Linked DNA regions of Mus musculus: region 1 is linked to region 2. The links are chromatin loops, found by intact Hi-C in ENCODE. Cell type or tissue: heart. All regions are shown on one strand.

What was found. Peaks named below come from ENCODE experiments on the same cell type or tissue, not always from the same donor. Only the 100,000 strongest peaks of a DNase experiment are listed, where the experiment ranks them.
Region 1: it touches region 2 in a loop (2.0-fold over the local background); 6 of 42 quality-filtered maps call a loop at or near these places.

What each region holds. Positions count from the first base shown.
Region 1 is chrX:77,633,295-77,641,294 of GRCm38, forward strand. It overlaps Tbl1x (transducin (beta)-like 1 X-linked), which reads left to right. Exons shown (of 16, transcript NM_020601.2): 2 at 252-346. It overlaps Gm52447 (a long non-coding RNA gene), which reads right to left. Exons shown (of 3, transcript XR_003953113.1): 2 at 4,832-4,892. Among named protein-coding and RNA genes, the nearest start is that of Gm52447, 5.1 kb to the right of the region's middle. In heart, a CTCF peak has its summit at 4,998 (motif pointing left); no DNase peak of the experiment used is centred here.
Region 2 is chrX:77,575,205-77,583,204 of GRCm38, forward strand. The region is part of intron 1 of Tbl1x (transducin (beta)-like 1 X-linked); the gene reads left to right. Among named protein-coding and RNA genes, the nearest start is that of Gm52447, 63 kb to the right of the region's middle. In heart, no CTCF peak of the experiment used is centred here; a DNase peak (open chromatin) is centred at 4,987.

The DNA.
Region 1 (8,000 bases), 58 kb after region 2:
TCATTTCAGAATTGCTACATGCATAATAATGCCTAGCCAGCTATTTTAATCCCTATTCCATTTTTATTCTTTGCATCTAGAACCTGTATCTTCATCTAAAAGGTGAAGACAAAAACGATGAGCAAATAAAATGAAAAAATTTGACTTAGGATGAGAAGAATGTCTAAAGGAACAGGAGGGTTGAGATGTGGATATGCTGCCTTCATGGATTTTTATGACATTTGTTTGCAAATCTTTCTGTTTCTATGTAGGGTGGTCCTGGACTTTGTGAGCACCTCTCAAGTTCTGTGATCGGATACTGGGTAGCCCACTGTTCCAGAGGTCTACACATGCACTCACTGTGACGGTAAGGAACCTCCTTCCATGGGGCCACTCTACCTTGTGCCTGAAAATCCATTTGAGAAGTAGGCCTGCATTCTGCAAAGCTCTGCACTTGTTTCCAAATTACATTTAATAAAGAAATTGCAGGTACTTCAGCTGAAATTGAAGGAGAGAGGGAAGGCTGGAACATCAGCAGCCTACTGGGGCTTTCATACTTACTTTTCACCTTAGATGACCCTCTAAGAGTTTTGGATTTTGGCTGAGCTAAAATAAACTTCTCCAAGTGTTACTGTGAGGAGACAACACTCAAAAATCTTTCTTGTCAATATCATGAGCTACAAGTAAACTGCCACTTTTACTAGAATGGGACCCAGGAGTGTATCTTTATTTGTATCCCACATGTGAATTCACTGCTTCATTAGTTTGTGAATATGAATTATGTCTGTCTGCAGACTGACTTGCTGACTAACTTTGAAATTTTGTAGAAAGTTCATGCAGATTCCCCTGCATAAATCTAGTCACAGGCCAGGATTTACCAGACTGCAGAGAGTGGTGTGTGTGCCAACTGATCACTTGAAATACACATCCAAAGTATGCTAGGAAGTGGTTAGGGGTACAGCACAGCTGTAAGGCATCTGCTTATCGTGGATGTAGCCCCAGGTTTCATCCTGAGCACTGTAACAGAATAGTAAATAAACAAGCAAGGAAGTAAATAATTGTTCCTTTTGATTTGAGGGCTTTGTTTTATTTGCACATATTTAAATGTTCAGCTACATTTTAATGGCTTTTAGTAACTCTGACCCACTTTTTAAAAAATATCACAATGTTTATTATATCACTTCCAGAACATAAAGCTCTTCCGAAGGACTCAGGTTTGATTCCCATCCCCGAGCTTGGCAGCTCACAAGCATCTGTAACTCCAGTTTCAGGGTATCTGATGGTCTCTTCTAGTGGACACCAGGCATGCATGTAGCACACAGACATACATGTAGACAAAACACCCCCACGCATAAAATAATAAAAATTAAAGCTCCCAAAATATTGATGGATATAGTAGCTGCTTTAAAACGGATTAATAGTTCTTCACTAGTCCAGATCTAGAACTATTATATGGCCAAAAGTCTCTACTTCAAAATAAATACACCAAAGAATAAAACCATGTCCATGCAAACTCTTGCATGCCAGTATTCAGGGTATCATTTTCCAGAGCAGGCAGTTTTTTAGATTTACAGAAAAGTAAATTTAAAAATGACTGAAATATTGTGGGTCTTGTTCTAGTAAAAATCAATTGCTTTCTGTTGTAGAAATGAAAAAACCTGCCTTAGACTAGGAAAGACCAGAGAGATTTGGGGTGGAGGTGTCATTGAATTAGGCTGGGTTTTTTTGTTACTAAAGGAATTGTGTGAGGCTGGCTACTTACTCAAATATAGAAGTTTGTTTAACTCAGTTTTTGAGCCTGAAAGTCCAAACATCATATATAGGTAGGTCTGGCTCATATGAGGGCCCTGTAGCTTCACTCTCTTCATTGTCATCACATCGCACTGCTAAGAGGGATTACATCACAACACTAGGACACAGAGAAGGGGTAGGGGCCAGTCTGTGACCTCAGGAGACCTTGCCTTTTAAATTTCTACTACCACACTCATGTCAACATGTCACTTCTTGGGGGACACACTCAAACTGTTGTATTCAGTCCATAGTGATGAGCAAGCATCTTCTAATGGTTTATGTCTTGTGGGTCAGGGAACCTATGTTGAAGCCATTTGAACTTGCTGAATGCCAATCAGTTTATGTATATAAACTCTGGTGATAGGTGCTGGGTTGCTAATCTCAAGCTGGTGAAACACAGTGGTTTCTCTCTCATCTGTTGTAGCTGTTTTGAATTGGAGATAAAATCTCGACTCTCAGAGACAGGCTCCACAAGATAGGACCTTGATATGATACCTAGTATCAGGACTGAGATTGAGGGACCCTGCTCACTGCTGCTATTGCCTTTTTATTTTATTTTACATTTCAGGTATTAATCAGTCTTGGGGCCAGGAAGATAGCTCAGATGGAAAAGTGCCTCTCGTGTGACCATAAGCGACCTGAGTGGATTCCTGATACCCAAGTAAAAATTGGGTGCAGTGAATACTCAATACAACGATTTTAGTGTGTTGCCCCCAAGGATTCAGGTGCTAGAAGCAGTTGGGCAGTGGATATTTAAGAGGCATGGCCTACTGAGCTCACTAAATGGCTTCTCTTCTTCCCTCCTCTGTCTTCTGGTCATGTGATAGTGTTATGTACTCACTTGTAAACCTTGTGCTGAGGCAGGGGAGAAACTAGTAGATCCTAGAACCTCACTGACCACCCAGTCTACCCCAAATGGAAACTTTCAGGTTCACTGAGATAACCTGCGCCAAAAATTAAGGCAGAGAACAAGAGACCAGCATCTATTTCTTACCTCTGGCTTCCAAACGTGCACACACATACGTGCCTACACACATACTCTACACAAACACCACACAAAGTGTTATCAGTCTCGAACTAGCTATAGTGATGTACTCCTTTCACCCAGGACTCAGGAAGCTGAGATAGGAAATTGGTTTAAGGCCAGCCTGGTGTATATAAACAAGACCCTGTCTCAAAAAACAAACAAGCAATAAAATAAAACCACAAAAATGTTATCAGTCTTTTGACTGTGGAATTTAAACTGCTAAACACTTAATCAACAAAACTTAGTGCCTGTGTATACAGGTATAGAAAAGAGGCTTTCCAGGGTTAGGATGTGAATGCTCCCAACAGGTTCATGTACTTGAATACTTGGTCCCCAGATATGATATATTTTGAAATGTGTGTCACTTTAGGCAGTGAAGCTGAGGTAAAGGAGGCGCCAAGCCTCAACAATTAGAGCTGAGCCTGGTTCCTAGATAGGCTTGGTCCTGTGTGTTGGTATTGTCCAAGCCACCTGATTTACCAGTCTCGGGGGAGAAATTTTAAGAAAGTCTTACTGCTTGGCTTGTGCATATCCTTCACTACTGTGAAGTGGACTTCCACAGCAGATGTCTGCTCTTAACCACATAAACATGTCCAAGAATATTTACTTCTGGGTCTGCCTTCTGCATTCCTTTTGTGTAACATTACCTTCTGTCATGGCTGTGCACACGGGGTCTAGCGGAAAACCTTAGGAGGGCACATTTTAATCAATCCAGTAAGGCAGCCAGGCACAATACATCCCTCTTTGGCATGCCTTTTGCTGAAAATAATCTCATTTGAAAACCAGAGTTCTTTTTCTAACAGAAAACTCTCTTTTCTCAACCCTGTATTTAAGTCTTTGCCAGATTTTAATTATATTTTAATAAATGTAATCCAGTTCATTTTTACAATACAAAAATACAAAGTGAAAAGTTCAAAAACACACACAGATATATAAATGCAACATAACTGTCCATATAGACCTAGTTATGAATGATCAGGAGGGTGTAAAAACACAAAACAAGATGTAGTACCATGCGCACATCACCTATTTCTGCTGACTGATTTGTGCATGAGAGGTGAAGGATGCATGTGTGTTTAGGGGTGTGTTTGCTCATATAAGCAGGCACATGTGGAAGCCAGAGGTCCATGTCATGTGCTCCACTGCTTCTCCACATTTATTCTTTGAGTCTCACTGAACCTGAAGTTTGATCCTTTGAAAGGCCTACTAACCATCAAATCCCATCTCTGCCTATCTCTGAGCCACAGCCCTGAGGTTACACACCACATGCCAATCCTTTAAATAGGTACTGGGAATCTGACCCGAAGTCCTCATGTTCACATAGTAGGCACTTTCCCCACTGAGCCATCTCCCCAACCCTCACCTGGTTTTTCTGCCTAACGCTGTCATAGGCATTTTTCTCCTAAGTATTGTTTTAATGGCTGCATATTATTCCACTGTGTTATATTTCTTCCCAGCCTTTACTTATTTGCATATTTTCACAATTGGGATCAAACTATAAAATGCACACTGACCATCTTTTTGTGTATTTCCTTCCCTTCTCCCATTGTTAATCCAATGTACAAACAAAGGAGTATCTATAGTAGAACAGGAAAGACATTTACAGAGAGAGGACCTCAAGTGTCACTGTATCAGTCTGTTGTCATGAGGAAATTTCCAAGGCTGACTACTTATTAATGAAAAGAATTTTGTCTTAAGGTAGCTACCAATTATGAAATGAAAATAAATGTAACTTAGAGACCTTATTATGGAAAAAAAGCCAGGGATTTATGAGCTGCTAAGACTAATTCAGCAGAGAAACGGACACCTTATGAAAACTTATTTAGTATTCATATATGCATGTAACGTTTGTCTTTCCTGCTCTTCATGGAAGGGGGGTACATTGAGACCATTTTTCATCCTCTGTGGTTGGCTGTTTTGGGTTCTCATGGAAATAGGACAGAGTCCTGAGTCTCAGCAGATAATTTCTTTTACCTCAGACTCTTCCAGCATAAAAAACAGCATGCTAATAGCAGGAACAAGATACTTTCTTACCTCTCTGAGAAACACAGGCATCTTGTCATGGCCATAAAAGTTCTCTGAATCATGGGACAAGCTGTGAAAGGAGAATTTTTGCCATATAATGACGTGTCAGATGTATTACCCACACTAAAATATGAGTACCTTGTACCATCGTCTTCACTGCAGAACAAAACTGCCCTCTTGTGGCAAGTAATGAATTCGTTCTCTGTATCCTTAAAGCAGCACCATCTCTCTGAACTAGGGAAGCCTCAGGTTTCCATTTTTAAAGATACTGCATAGCAATTTAGATCTTGTTGATTTTGAGCAACCCTCTTGTTTCCCCAGGAATAATAGCTATTGGATACTGTAAGCACACATGAAAACCGGTAATAAATAAGTCACTTAACCATCTGTGGATACTGAATCTTGACCTGTTTTGTGAAGGAAAGGGAATTTCTGCAACCTTAAAGTCTTAAAAAGAAAACAAAAACAGCAGACATAATGTTCTCTTAATTTCTTGAGATCTATAACCCAATTATTATTTCTGTTGACACTTATTTCTAGTGCAAGAGGTTCAGAGATGTCATCAACTTTTTTTTTTTTCAAAAGCAGGGAAGGAGGGAGGGGGGAATTGATTTAGTTGTGGCTTCAACTCCAGATAGAATTAAGTTACTTTCATTATTTCCATTCCTGTACAGTCCCAACTTCAAAGACTTCCCATCAACTACTTGAAGGTGTCTCCATTAAAAACTAGTTCAGGCAAGAAAATAAACTCAGATGAAACATCTTCCCTATTCTGTTTGGGGCTGAGCATTTCTATGAGCATAACAAATGCTCCCTTTTATTTGTAACCAGGAGGGTTGCCAAACATTTCTTGGAGACTCTCAGCTTCAAGCTGAAGTGGGTGCTCTCCTACTAATTGGTCATGTGTTAAATGAGAGCTGGATTTCCACTTGTATGTGGCTAGAGATGGCCAGTGTGGCTCTCTGCATTGCTGTTTCCTTTGATTGGCCATTTTTCAAATTATTTTCTTTCTGTCACTATAATAATGCAATATGACTTCTGCCATCCCATAACAAGTTGTTGATAGAAAAATCAGATGTTTGTAGCTGTGTGGGATGTAGAGAAACCCTGAGACTGTAAGCCTGTCACTGCAGCTAGGACTTTCATCATTATGACATTACTCAGCCTTACCAAGTCTGCTGGTATGCTCAGGTACCGTTTTTTTTTTTTTCTACACATATGTTTGCATTTTCTAACTTCTTTAAGTTATATTTTTGTTAGCTTTCAATGTGAATTTATAGCTATTTACTGAGTCTATTTCTTCCCTCTAAGGTACCAAGTAGAAATCGCAGGTCATAGTTTTGTGGCAATGTTTGCACAAATACATTAGTATCAACAAAGGAAGATAAGCATTTTTATATATGTATTTTATTAGTTTCTTGAAAGATTTATACATGTATGCAATGTATTTTCTTCTCACTCATTCATCAGTCTTAACTGGTTGGTGTAGCATAGTCATTTCCATGAGATCTCTGTCCCCCCATGTTTCCTGCATCTCTTTCTTTACTTGGAGCCCTGACACAGAAGTAATGTCAAGGTGACATGTGTAGCTACTTGACCCCACACCTGTTCACCACCCTTGGGGCTTCTCATATCCTGTATATAGAGTGACCTTTAAGTTTATGGTGAAGACCCCTTTAAACTTCTCCAAGAGATGACACTGTGATGCATATTTCCCCAGGACCACACTTGTCATTCTTCCAAGGAAGACTTGACATCACTACCAGTCTGCTCAGGTGTCTTCTGTATGGTAAAGTACTGATCCAGCCACATCTGCCCACGTCGGTTCAGGGTTCCATGTGTGTAGGTTCCATTACCATGCACATTCTGAATTATAATGCACTGTGGTTTCACTGACTAAATACAAAATCAGCTGATTGTACTCTATGTTGACCTTGAATCTGGCTTCCCTGGTATGGTTCATATCCTGACCCTAAAATATATGCCAGCTTTTCTCTTTTTGGGAAAACATTTTGCCTGGAAGATAGAAACACACACGCGCGTGTGTGTGTGTGTGTGTGTGTGTGTGTGTGTGTGTGTACATACACACACATACACAACCAGCTTAAGAGAGAAAGGGTTTGTTTTGCTTAGAATTTCATGATATAGCCCATCATTGAGGAGAAATCAAGACAAGAACTTGAAGCAGATAGTTCAAAGGAAAGAGCCAAAGAGAATGTGAATGTGTGCATGTGTTCAGCTTGCTTTTTTTATATTCATCCACTCAGGACCCCGCTCCACCAGCGTGCCAATCAAGTGGGCTGGGCTTTCTCTTATCAATTAACACTATCAAGAAATTTGAGGTCTGTGGTTTATGCTGTGGCAGGATGCCGAGTTGATGTCAGTGATCCCAGCTACATCGCAGGGCTGTGGTCCATGGCTCTACTGCAACCCAGGAACCCTGTTTGTGGTGTGTTGATATTACAAACCATGTCAAAGCCCATAATCTATGTCCTCATGGTCTTTTTAAACAAATAAGCCACTTTGACAGATATTGATGACTAGAGGCAGTTGAGAAAGAGGGCATAGAAGATAACCCCCCCCAATAGTGATAGCCTAGACAGGAAGCCATGAGGAGAACTCTTAAAACTATGATAGGATGCTGAGGTGTTGCCCTCCACAATAGATAACTTCTGGCAGGGATGCCAGAAGGTAAGGACTCACTTGTCTCCATTTAGTGACCAGGCCACTGAGGCTTTGACCACGCTCTACTGAATCTAGAGATAATACAAATTCCATTTTTTTTTGGCTGGGGGTGTAACAGGGATGGGGGGTGGACAGGGAAAGACTAGAAAATGAATGTGATAGTGGTATATGATTCAAAATCTCCAAATAGTCAATAAAAATATGTTGGAAAAAAAAGATACTCCTTCTCAGACATGGCCATAGGCCAGCTTGATCTAGATGGTTCTTCATTGAGTCTCTTCTCAGGCCACTCTCGATTGTGTCAACTTTCATATACACACATATTTATATGTTCATGTGTATATACACATACATCTATCTGTCTAGTTATAATACAATATGATGGTAATTGGTCAACCCATAATAAGTATGTGATACTGTATTTAAATCATCTCAAAGGGGTATAGCTAAAGTAGTAGAGCACTTGGCCTAATAAGGCCCTGAATCTGTCCCT
Region 2 (8,000 bases):
GACAGGGTCACTCAGTCACTCAAACCACTTGTTTGAGGTACAACAAAGGACTGCAAATATTATAAGCTGCTTGATGTATAGAACTGGAGCTTCATAATCATTCTGAATTCCAGAGCCTTATAATACAAAATGCTAGCTAAGTACTGTAAAATGATGTGAGTGTCCTGTATTTGGCAATCAGCAGCAAGAGGTAGGTGTATTACTTGCTACTGGCTGCTGAAACAGTATACTTTCTATAAACTTAGATATATAAAACAGCGCAGGTTTACTGTCATACAGTTTGGAGGTCACAAATCTGAAGTCAGCTCATTTTGTTAAACGCAATATCATGTTATTTTTTGGATGTTATTTTCAGGGGAAACCCATCCATGTTTTAGAGGCTACCACATCCCTTAGTCCATAGCCCCTTCCACTCTGAAAGCCAGAGGAGACTGATCATATTTTTTCTTACAAAGGATCACAGGCATTGGCTTTTGCCCTCTTCCTCATTCAAAGAACTCTTTTGAGAACACTTGTGGATAGAATTGGTTTGTGTGATATGAACTGCTTTAGAAGACTAGTAGTGGGAGAGCGGCTCTTGTGTGTTCTATTTAGTATATACTCTCTCATAAAACCCAGAGTGTTTTCTCTTTCCTAAATGCTGTCAGCTCTTTAGCAACCTAACATTTTTTTTTTATGGTTTTAGAGCTTTATTGTAGAAAGGCAGGGGGAAAGAGACAAGGTAGAGAAAAGGAGGGCTAGAGCGTAAGAAAGATGAGAGCTTAGAGTCCTTTTATCTGTAACTTATATTCCCCCTTGCCAGGAATCATCCATAGTTCCAGCTTGAGGGGATTGAAGTGAGGGAAACTCTAGTGGGGAGGACATTTTTTCCCTGCTAAGAATGGAATTTGAAGTATTGTATATAATTCTTGGGAATGTTACTGGTCCCCATCTCCACCCCTTCTGGTGGCATAGAAAGCACATGTCCAGGCAGCAAATGGAAGGAACATACTTTGTTTGTTTTTTCTCAGACAGTGATTTAACTCATGGCATGTTTTTGAATGATGAGCCATGGTCTGATCTCTGCTTTAGGAAGAGTTGTATATTCTTGCAGGAGAAATTATCAGGTTGACCTCAATTTCTTGCCACTGTGCAGAGACTAGAGAACCATGGAAGTGACAGTCTGTGTAGATACATGAAGTGTTAAGAATTCTATGTGGTTATAGTCATAGGACTTAATATCTGGTGGGTAGAATTCTGTGGGTGGTGGGTGGAGGAAGAGAGTCCAAGAGGTCAGTGTTTGGAACCTGGAGGCAAAGGGCACCAGTTGGTAAGTCAGAAGACTGAAGAGAACTTAAGGTTGGAGTAAGTATACCTCTGAAATAAGAAGTTCTGGATACCCAAGTAAAGCTGCAAATGAAGGCTGCTTTAGTCACTGTTCTGTTGCCATGAAGAAACACCATGACCATGGCAACTCTTATAAAAAGAAAGAATTTAATTTACTTTCAGAGGTTTAGTCCTTTATCATCATGGCAGGGTGGTTGGTGGCATGCAGGCAGACATGATGCTGGACAAGTAGCTGAGATTTCTAAATCCAGATAGGAAGCCGGAAGAGGGAGCATGGGCTTTTGAAACTTCCAAGCTAGCACACTTTCTCCAACAAAGGTCACACCTACTCCAATAAGGCTATATGACTCCCTAATTCTTCTCAAGTAGTTCCACAATGACTAAGCATTTAAATATATGAACCTACAGGGACCATTCTTACTCAAACCACCACAAAGCCCATGGAGGAAATAGGAGCTTCAAAAAAAGATTTAGTGTTACCACCATAACAGTTAGGGTTAAGACAATGGTAGTGAAATGATGATGGTAGTGAAAAGAGGGCCAAGGACCTCACCTTCAGTTTAGAAATATGGGAGATGAAGAAGTAATCCTAAAGCAATATGACAACAATTTAAAACAATATAAAACAATTGCATTGTTCCCATACTGACTTGTTTTATACATGGTGACTGGGCCAAACCCCAGTGTAGTCAGAGGTTGCTTGGAATGGGGAGTCCACGTGTAAGTCTCCAAGGGCTCTGTCTTTGAATGCAGTGGCTATTACATAAGGCACAAATGGAGGCGGTTCTGAAACAGCAATGCCAGATGGTTCTGGGAAGTAGGCAGGTCGAGGCTCACTGTTGCATCTGTAGAGTTTATTGAGGTTATTGTTTTAACACAACAGATGTAGAAAGCTCCTTTGGTGGTTCACATGGTTCTAATCTGGGGCCTCTTTTTCTCATCAATGTTGTCATATTTAAGAAGTCCTAGTGTCTGTGTAGAGACATATGCTCAGGACTTGACTTTTCCTAGTTGGTTCAGCAAAAACCTTCACCATCTTGGTTATTGACCAAGTAAACATATGGTGACAATGTGATCCATTATCCAAATATAGACAGTTTTGAAATAGAATCACTTAATAATGATTCTTCTGTCATTAATGTCAACTTCTGAAATGGCAAGGCTTTGTGATATTTTTATAGTTTCTTACAACTGTAATATTTTGATCAGTGTCTGGTATGATAAAATATTGTTTCTCTAATAAGCTGACTTATTTGTGCCTCAGAGGCTAAGCTCTCAAGAGTGTTAAAAAAAAAGGTGGTGTTTACTTCTCAGAGTTACTACCCTTCCAACTTGCAGAATACTGAGTCCATGTGTTTCTACACTAAACTTACTTGCTAAAATTTAAGTAGACTCCATATATACCAAATGACTACTCCTTATGTGCAGGACTTGAGATAATAGGGGGAGTCCAAACATATCCTACTGGGACTTGAGATAGCTCAGTGGTCAAGAACATTTCTTGTTCTTCCAGAGGACTCAGGTTCACACCATCCATAACCGCAGTTCCAAGGCATCTGACACCCTGTGCTAACCCCCGTGTGTACTAGGCATGCATGTGGTGTACATACACATGCATACAGGCAAAACACTCATATGTGCTAAATAAAACCTAAAACCAAACAAATTAAAGAGACAGAAAGACAGAGATGGAAGCTTGCTTTATTTTTAGCCAGGAAAGCAGTAGAGAAGACATTTGCTGTCAAGAAAACATTGCCTTTGCTGTATTCCTTTTGTCAAAGGAACCTAAGTCACTGGGTTTTTGTCTGAGAGAACGGGATTCAATTAGTCACTCTGTTCACACAGATAAGAGGAAGAGCAGACACAGGGAAGAGCCTATTCAGGCAGTTGGCTCTTGTATAACCAGAACATACTGCAATTCAAGTTTGAGGCCTCTGATTCTCATATTGTAATGATTGTGTTTCTAGACTGAAATGTTAGGGTTTTTCCTTCTGAAATTCCCAACCCAAATTCATGACAATGTTTTAATGCTAGATGTTTCAAAATTATTTCTTAAGGAATCTGGACAAATTTTAATGAACCCACCAGATATTGTTAACAGTCTTATGTATATAGACTCATGAATGTGACTATTTTGTAAATAGTCAGATCTTTGTGTAATAAATGGAAATATTATTTAAACATCGCCATAGAATACAGTTTCATTGTGTAGTATGGTCTTGCTCTTTAGGTATGCTTTTCTGAAGCATTAGATTATGAAAGCCAAGCTTTGGGTTTTACTGTATAGGTAATCCACACAATGTTTTGATACCAAAAAAAAATGTTATTCTTGTAGGCCAGGCATGGTGGCTGATGCCTATAATTTCAGCATTTAGAGGTAGAGATATGGGGATTGCTAGGACAATACTGATCTACATTTCAAGTTCTGGCTCAATTAGGGCTACATAAGGAGAACCCATCTCAAATGAATGGAAATGAAGTGAAACAAATTAGCAGTGGATGTTTAACTTAGTTGGTGGAATACTTCCCTAAGCATGCAGGAAACACTGGGTTTGTTCCCCAGCACTACATAGAGATATGGTAGTGTATGCCTTTTAATGTTGGAACTCAGTTGAAGGCAGGGGATAAGGAAGTCAAGATCTCTCAAGCTGCTTAAAGAGTCCCAGACCATTTACATATACATAGAGTCTGCTTCAAAAGAAAGACAAAGAAAGGGTCTTAAGCTGGGGATGTACTTCAGTGGTAGAGCACTTGCCTAGCACATGCAGGGTTCCAGGGTTTAATTTCTAGCATTGCAATAAACACATTTAAAGTATAGATGAATAAAAAAATTTAAAAAATGTTCTAGCCTTCATGCATTATTATTTATAATAAGTTGAAGGCTTGAGGGCAGGGGTGAATGACCCTGATCGCCATATGATAGGTTATTAAACAACTGTTTAAACCAATATTATGGATACTTACTTCCTGGTAGAGGAGACACCATGATCCTGAAGGTGTTTCCCCGAGTGTGAGGCTTATCCACTGCACTCTGTATATACTTACTGGCACCAAAATGTGATTGCAAGATTCAGCAAGTTTTTTCTGCAACCTCTTGTGACCAGCATGTAGCTCATTTGGGCTTGTGAGTGGTTCTGCATGTATCCTGGGAGTAAGCCAGGCTGCAGGGAACTGTACCATAGCCACCCAGATTTTATTTGTTAGTTATTTTTTAGTGTTGCCATTTAGCCAGGATTAAGAATTACTAAAGAACTGTCCCTGTTGTTTCCCCCTCCTTGAGAATGCTTTCTTTCTGGGACCCGCAGAAGAAATTTTATACACGCATAAGAAGTCTAGAAGCTGGGTTTTCTGATGGTTTGTTTTTATTATTGAATAAGCATTAGATCTGTGGTACCCATCCTCCCAATAGAATGCTGTGTTCATTGGCAAACTTTGGGTTAGTAGTACCTTCATGGTGGCTTCAGCTCTATTTCTCTTTGTTGTTACCATCTACTTTCTCTGGCCCATCTTGTTATTTCATTTTTGTTATTTTGTATGTGATTGTGAGATCATTTCCCCCCTCCTTTCCTGGGTGGGGAAAGATAAGGGTTTCGCTTACTGAGACTGTTGTGGTTTCTTGGAGGTTGGTAGCTGGCAGTAGCTTTTGAATTCTGATGTGTTAGCGGCATGCATCCTATTTTAATCTCGCTTCCTGTGGAAGTGCCTCGGGGACACAATGTATTTCTAAATTTAGTGTGATGAATACTGGATCACACAGTTTCTGCCAGACCCTAGGCAAAGCTTTGGAGGTCATTCAGGTCTGAATGTGAGAGATATAGTTCTTCAAAAGTGGTTTATACAAGAAAGATTTCTAATGATTAACAAAGTACCCAAATCCTTGCATTTTACTGCAATTAAAAAGTCTTGGTGGCTAGAGAAATGGCTCAGTGGTTCAGAGTGCTCATTTCTCTTGCAGAGGACCTGAGCTCTGTTCCCAGCACCAAGTCAGTTGGTTCACTACTACCTGTAACTCTGACTCTAGGGACTCTTTTTCTGGCCTCTGTGCCATATACATGCACATACATATAAACACAAATAAAAAAATAACTTAGAAATAAATTCTTGTATGTCAGGTTTAACACACCCAAGTTATTTTCTATCTCTTTACCTGTTAAAGGGTGATCTTTCTCTAAACTCCATTGAAGTCTGGGCCTTAAATAGGCTTCATGAGGTTTACAGAAAAAGCAGAAAATGAAAGTGAGGTATTAGAGCTAGAAATGTTCATGAAGACCAGCACTCAGATCCCCAGCACCCATGTAAAAGTTGGGTGTGGTTGTGCCCATGTTTAACTTCATAAGCTGGGTAAGAGGTGCATGCGCAAGTGTGCATGAGCGCACACACAGACAGAAAGAGAAACAGAGAGAGAGAGAGAGACATGTATGCATTCGCCTACACCCTAAAAGCAAAGAAAAAGTTACAAGGAATTAGTGCAAAAACCATTTTTATTTTGATGTAAAAAGGAAAAGTTTGAAGTAATAATTTCTTTTTTTTTTTTTTTTTTTTTTTTTTTTTTTTTTTTTTTGAGAGGGAGACAGGGTTTCTCTGTGTAGCTCTGGCTGTCCCGGAACTCACTTTGTAGACCAGGCTGTAAACTCAGAGATCCACCTGCCTCTGTCTCCTGAGTGCTGGGATTAAAGGCATGTGCCACTACCACCCAGCTCAAAATACTTTGTTTTTATTTCCAGTGTTATTTATTAGTTGGTTTATTTTGTCACACAGTCTTACTCTGCATTCCAGGCTGTCCTCAAACTAGTGATGAGGTGACAGGTATGTGCCACGACTTTAGCTAACTGATAATTTTGATGAGCCAGGAGCAGAGAAGGAACATGCATTTTTCCATATATCTTTATCACTCCCAGCATATGGATAACATTAGGTGCCCCTTGAATGTTTTAAGGGGAAGGTGGATGATGAAAGTTACCCTACTCTACCAGGTTTTTGTCTAGGTAGCACAGTTCTGAATGACAAGACTATATATATTTTGCACGCACTATGGAGTTCAATCCCAAGACCAATTTTAGATATGACATTCTCTGCATGCCAGGAGGGATTCTGTGCACTCTTTAATGCATGTGGTAGAGTCTGTCCTGTAACATTGTTCCCATCTTTTATTTACTTTATGTAGGCAAGGAGCAGAAAGTCCTGAGTGTGTGGGACCCTGGGATCCTAAGCCAGCTGGTTCTGCCTTAGCTTCTCTGGCCTGGGATCTGTGCTCTTGATTCCTAGAAACTGCTTCACACGCAGAAATGACCACTCAGAGACCAGGCTCCTTGAGAGTACTTAGCAATTTTTTATCAAGGATCCAAAAGAGCATAGTCTGCAAGGAATAACTCTGATAAGACAGGCCTTACAGAATTCAGGCGTGGATGTGAAAGATAGAGGTGTTGATTTTGCTGCAGGTGTGAGGAGAGTAAATAGATTTTCTTCAAGGTCATGAGACTAGACAATGGGAAACTAGTTAGGAAACCTGTTCAATACCGCAGACAAAGAGTGAAGGGTGGGCCTAAATGGTCTGGCATTCATAAAATGGTTAACATATATTGCAAAGCTATGGATGAAGCAAATTTACCAGTTTGATCATGGAAAATCATTGCCTGTGTTGATTTATCTCTGAGTTCATTGATCTCCCTAATGTACTCATATACTACCTATATATTTGTGTCCTCTCAGCCCCTCATACTGTTCACAGTAGAATTTACCATTCCAGTAGAACTAAAAATAGTTGACCCTCACCCATACAGCATGTGGCTTAAGGTCTCCAGTAGATTCTTGATACCAATGTTTGTTTGAAATTTTTCTTTTTCTGTGCCTGCATATGTGTAATAAACTGAATATACATTATCACAGCATGAGATTAAAATAATAATAAATAAAACAGTTGTACCACTGTACTACGATAACTATATGAATGTGAATTTCCTTCATCATTATGTGGTACCCACTATTCCTGTGATGCCTCTGTGATGAAGTGAAGAGGGTAAGGTTAGCATGAAGCTTAATATTAAGTAAAATAAAAAAAATTTGAATGCATAAGCATTGTAGTGCTATGACAAGTCATATGATAAAAGAGATGTTTTCTAACTGACCAGTGGAGAAGTAGTGTATACAGTGTAGATATGCTGAACCAATGGACGAATCTCCCTCTAGATGAGGTAGAGGGGAACAGCACAATAATTCATACTTAAAACAGAGGAGTTTAGTTGTGGGATTTTGCACTTAATAGTTTTAGTTCACATACAGCTGAAATCAGCAGAAGTCAAACTACAGAAACCTCAAGTAAGGAAGGACTAGTGTATTGTAACTGTAGGATTTTGAACAGCATCCCAGATGTCTCTACTATTTCAAACCAAGAACATCCTCATCCTTAATTGTAGTAGCCTAAGATGTATACAGACCTTGTCACTGGGTGGGCATGGTCACTCACAGTTGGGAACAGCCCCTTAGAAAACTTGGGAATAAGAGCTGGAGAGATGGCTCCTTGTTTTAAGAGCACTGGCTGCTCTTCTAGAGGAATTGGGTTGCAGTCCTGGCACCCAGCTTACAACTGTCTGTAACTAGTTTCAGGGGATCTGATATCACCTTCTGGCCTCTGTGGACACTGTATTCATGTGGTGCATGCACATGGTTTGCATGTG